Linked DNA regions of Mus musculus: region 1 is linked to region 2. A link is a contact called in ENCODE Hi-C data. All regions are on one chromosome and are shown on one strand. The core of a region is the stretch at or near the end of the contact, and the rest is flanking DNA. Distances in the headings are between cores, read along the strand shown. Region 1 holds the start of Nhlrc1 (NHL repeat containing 1). Region 2 has its middle 11 kb from the start of Gm52038.

The links. Hi-C counts contacts between places; a loop is a spot of excess contacts on that map.
Region 1: a map of heart shows a loop between it and region 2 (2.4-fold over the local background). The contact joins the promoter of Nhlrc1 here to the enhancer-like site in region 2. A Hi-C loop is called at or near these places in 5 of 37 maps with a recorded cell type or tissue (heart and left cerebral cortex).

Annotation. Positions count from the first base shown.
Region 1 is chr13:47,013,510-47,016,209 of GRCm38, forward strand. Nhlrc1 (NHL repeat containing 1) reads right to left here and starts at 1,341. Exons shown (of 1, transcript NM_175340.4): 1 at 1-1,341. The coding sequence starts at 1,270. The coding sequence ends at 65.
Region 2 is chr13:46,978,644-46,981,343 of GRCm38, forward strand. No RefSeq gene overlaps it. Among named protein-coding and RNA genes, the nearest start is that of Gm52038, 11 kb to the right of the region's middle. Within about 2 kb of position 1,333, at least 2 of the 3 ENCODE cell types and tissues checked have a DNase peak (open chromatin) inside an H3K27ac peak, as active enhancers do; they include heart, where a contact is called at or near this core.

The sequences.
Region 1 (2,700 bases), core at 91-2,590, 35 kb after region 2:
ATGGGTGAGACCAATTCACTCCCAATGACACCAAGATTTCTGACTCCTGGCTTCAGGATCCCCATCACCCTCCGTTGCCCTCCATCACTTTAAAGACTTTTATAGAATGGGATGCAGTATCCAGCACAAGAAGAGAATTCTCCTTGGTGAAGGCCAGTGCCACAGGACGGGAGAGGCCGTGAGTGATTATAGGCTTCAGGGCTGGGAATTCTTCGGGTTTCCCCAAGCAGACGATGGCTGGACCAGAGGTGTCAGCAACAATCACGTTTCCTTGGTGATCGAAGGTCACAGCAGAGGCAGTTACTTTGGAGGGGAAGAGGAGGTTCAGCCCGAAGCTATCCACCTGGCCAATCAGCTGCATAGTGGAGTTGAACACCTTCACCCTTGTGTTGTTACAGCCAGTCCTCCCAAAGGCACAAGGATGCTCTAGGACCGCGATGGCCCCCGTGAGCCATGACACTGCCAACCCACGGGGACTGCATAGGTGAGCTTGCAACCTCTCAATCCTCCGAAGGACCCCTTCAGGGAAATCCGCTTCCAGCAGGTGCAAAGTCCCTGCCTCTGCATCAGTCACCAGGACCCCATTGTGAGGGGTGATCTCCACACCCCAAGGCAGGGAAAACTGCTTTCCCACAACCAGCTTGATCTGGCCAAAGAAATCAAACACTTTGAGGGAGCAGTCGCCAGCGTCGGTGACAACCACATGGCAGTCGTTGGTGACGGCGACATCCAGTGGGTACTTCACGTCGTGCGCTGCGTCCCCCTTTTCTCCAAACTGGTGTGCACCTCCTCCTCCGGAGTCAAAGATCTTGACCCGTCTCTTCCCGTCGTGCACGACCACTACCCGTCCGGTCTTGGGGCACAGTGCAAGCCCTGTGGGGTTCACTAGGGTCCCCCACCCGCCGAAGGCGTGGTAGCAGGTGAGAGTCCCCGGCGCGAAGGGGGCGGCGCTGAGGGCAGCCGGGGACGCGTGGAGGGTGGAGCCCAGGAGCTCCAGGAGGTGCAGCACCGGCAGGCAATCGCTGGTGTCACAGGCTCGGCAGGCCCGCCGGCAGAAGGGACACTCGAGGCCCAGCGTCCGCGGGTGCGCGAGAGCGGCGACACAGGCCAAGCAGACCACGTGGCCGCAGGGCAGGTTGCGCGGGCGCCGCTGCTGCCAGTGGCCGAACCTCTCGAAGCACACCTTGCACTCCAGCAGGCTGACCTCCGCCTCCCGCACCAGCTCGGGCCGCACCCCAGCCGCTGCCACCGCCGTCGCCTCCTCCCCCATTGCTCCCGCTGCTCCGCTGCCTCCGCGCAGCCCTCAGTCACGGCCACGGTCACGGTCACGGAGCGGGGCATGCGCTCTGACGCAGGGCGCACACTGCCACCCCCTGGCGGACGCACGACGCAGTCGTCCGCATGCGCCGTGCGCAGACCTGGGATAATCACGTCACGGGTGGAAGATTCCAGGATTAAAGATTGAGACATGTCAGCGGGTGTGGGGGCGGGGTGTGATGAGTGGGTCTCTCCGTGTCCTCCTGTAAGTGACAGCTAGTCTCTCAGGGATGGTGCCCAAACGGACTGCCAGTCAGCTTCGCTGGGAGGTGGGTACCAGGGCTAGACAGGAACAAGACATGGCTCCTAGTCTCTGTATAGTAAGATTCTGAAGACAGAGACACAAGAAAGAAGATAACTTCAAGGGGCAGATGTGCATTCCTCTCTGCTGTGTTTTTTCCTTCTTGTGAGAAGGTAGCTACGTAGACGTCAAAGAATTGGGTGTGATAGTTGTGATGCCGGGACTCAGGCGGCAGAAACAGGAGAACAGCTGTTGGTGGTTAGTTGGAGGCCAGCCTAGGCTACAGTGCCTAAAAAAACAAACCCCCAAACCAAAACAAACAAAAGAATACTTGTGAAGTGGGTTTGTGTGGAAGGGATATTTTGAAAGCTGTTAGCTTTCTCGCATGGTGGTCTACATAGTGAGTTCCAGGCCAGTTAGAGGCACAAAGGGAGACCCCGTCTCAAAAACAAACAAAACAACAACAACAAAACTTGTTAGTTAGTAGCAGTTATAGAATTCGCTCGTGCCTGCCTTCTTTTAAGTGGTTTTCATTCACTTTTATTTAAGCCTCATGGAGGCCGTGATTGGAAGGCAGGCAGTTTGACTACACGGCATCTCACTGATCATCAGATATGGTTTTGTATGACAAATGTTTGAGTCTCCTTGGCAAAGGCTTAACTGCACCAGTGTGGGCTGAGGGGCACTGTGAAGGGGATTATAACGTACAGGTAAGTTCGAGCCAGCGGTTCCTCCCTGCAATGCCTTCCATCCCGAGAAAGATTGAAAGTAAAGGGGCTGAAGCGATGGCTCAGTGGTAAAGAGTGCTTGCTGCCCTTCTGGAGGACATGAGTTCAGTTCTCCGCACCATCTGTAACCCCAGCTCCAGGGAATCCAGAGTCCCCTTCTGGTCTCCATGCATTTGCAAACGTGTGAGATACATTCACATAAACATATACACCTGCAAATAAATAAGTATAGGAAATATTTCAAAACTGGAGAAATGATTGACAATAAAGATGATCGTGGAAGTATCCTAATCTTATGGTCAGTATAATCTTCCGAAATCCATTGGGGGTATTCAAAGCTCTCATTTTCGGAGTTAACTGTCTTACATGAACAAGGTGCTGGCCAAAACCATGTATTAGAACATTCTTATTCAC
Region 2 (2,700 bases), core at 83-2,582:
ATGTTGGCTCTGTTACCAAACATGTGATTCTGAGGCAAGGGCCCTGGGAGCCACTGTAAACCCAGACTTTCTTTCCATACACATATGTGTCTCTCTTCCCTTAATTTGTGGGGTGTTTTGGGGAGGGGTAGGTTTTTTTTGACGCAGGGTCTTATTTTGTAGCCCAGGCTAGCTCTGAACTTGTGATCCTCCTGCTTCAGCCTCCAGAATGCTGGGATTAGAGGCCTGAGCTCTGCTCCTTACAGGGAGACAATCTTTTACCACCTCTATACTCTCTCCCTGTAGACCAGTGGTTCTCAACCTTCCTACTGCTGTGACCCTTTAATGCATGTGGTGACCTCATGCAGTGGTGACCCCCCCAACCATAAAAATCACATTTTTTGTTGCTATATCATAACTGTAATTTTGCTACTGTCATGAATCATAATGTAAATGTCTGTGTTTTCTGATGGTCTTAGGCGACCCCTGTGAAAGGTCATTTGACCTCCAAAGGGCTCATGACCCCCAGGTTGGGAGCCACTGCTGTAGGGACTCCAGTTAAATGACCCAGGCTCTCATTCTAAAAACTTATGTAGAGTTCTTGGTAACTCCATCCACATATTCATTCATTTCTCATTTAGCTCTTCCTGGAGATTACTGTCAAAGATTAGATAAATGAACTTCAGCAGTCTATCATATTCTTTCCCCACAGTTTCTGTAAGATTATTTCCTGAGTCTTGAATGTCACACACTTAGTGACTTTCATTTGATTGATTTTATTTTCTCCCATACTTCTCAAATCTTTTGCAAGCACTAGACACTGGAATAATCTACTGACCTTCTTTTCCACTCGTTTTTCATAATTCCATAATCACCCATACAAAGCAGAATCCTCCTTGGTACAGATTAAAAGTCAAAAGGTCTGGGCTCGAGTCCTGTGTGCCTGAGTGGCCTAGGGCCAGCCATTTGATCCCTCTAAGGCTTAACTCCTCTATAAAACAGGACTAACTTCTGCTTTATCAATCACAGTATTTGTGAATATGTGGGCCCCATGAACACTTATGTGTGCAAACATCATCGACACTCTAAAGAGAAATGCAGATGGAAGTGGTTATTAAAAGGTTATGATGAACTCAACTGTTTGCTTGTGTGTGTAATCCGAATGCCATAGAAATAGTAACTAGGGGCCCCAGGGCTCTTAACCACAGCAAGTTAAAAAAGGAACCTCCCTCCCCCCCCCCCCAAAAAAAAATCAAAGGCCTCTTATTCGACACAGAAAACTTTCAAAGAAGACTCGGTGCCTGCCAAGGACATGCTTGGCGAGGGAAAGTCTGTAAAGGCAAGTTGAGAGGGTGGAGGGGCTTCACCAAATAGGAACAGGACGGGCTGTAATGTATCAACTTCCTCCTCCACCCTGAACCGCCTCGCTTGGAATTCCTTATCTAATCAACTGGAGACTTGGATCTTAACGGCCAAACTATAAAACTGGGGTGTTCTGTAAGTATGAATCCTTACAGAAGCCAAAGCCAAAATTCCGGCCAAGCCGGCTGTCACTCCTGTGAGGACCTGGATGCCACTTCTGCTTTCAAGGGGACGAGGGAAAGCAAGGCCTTCTCCTGAGTTCTTGTCTTATGGTTACAGCCGGTCACAGAGATTAGCAAAGACACCAGCTTCATGCTCAGCCTCCCTGACACAAATGGGAAGGGAGTTGGGGGGAAGGACTGGTCTGGGAGGGGTGCTTAGCGGATGAAGGTGCTTACAGCCAAGTCTGAGTGAGAACCCAAGTTAATCACCCAGACCCACATGGTAGAAGAAGAGAACCGACTCCCTCATGCTGCACACATGGGCACACACTCACACAAATGAATAAGTCAATATAAGATGTAAAATAATTGTTTAAAAGGCATGCATTAGGGAAGGAGGGGTTTTAGTCTTTCCTTTTACTGGTTTGAACTCTCGTGTGTCATGGCTTGCTCTAGAAAGGCTGTGTTGGAGAATTCAGTGGAAATGGGCTGGGTGAGCCGACTGACTTGGCTGGAGGGAGAAATGGCACAGGGAATTGGCGGGCACTGACTGCTTAACTCAAAAGCAACAGAGATTGAGGTCTGTCATGATAGGATTTCTCCAGGAGCCACACGTTGCTAGAGATGCCTCATACAGTAATTTGTGGCCTTTTGCTTGCTCATGGTACTGTTTCTTGGGCCTGTGGGAAAGTACATGACAGTTAACTGTGAAAGACTCATTTTTTTCTCCTCCTCCTCCCCTTCTCCTCCTCCTCTGAGCCTCCTCTTCTTCCTCCTCCTCCTCATTTTTATCATCCTCTTCCTCTTCCTCCTCCTGCTCCTCCTCCTCCTCCCTCCTCCTCCCTCCACCGCTGCCTCTTTCTCTTCCTTCTTCTGACACTGGCACATCCAGCACACAGATCCACAGCACTTCTGAGTGAGAAAGGGCTGTGTGTGATTTGAACCCCTGTGGGGTATCCCCACGTGAGCGGCAGAGATCGACACCAAAGATCTCTGTGCTGTTAGCCCAGCTGTTCTGTCAGCAAGCATGGGTTCTTTGAGAAAAGGTTACTTCGAGAAAGCTTGACCTTCAGAGACCTTGATGGACAGGGCAGGCATCTCATGTGAAGTCCCTTCCATAGCCATTTACTGACTTAAAAACAAATACGAAATGCAACAATGAGCTTCTCACACACCTTAACATTGCTACTATAAAAAC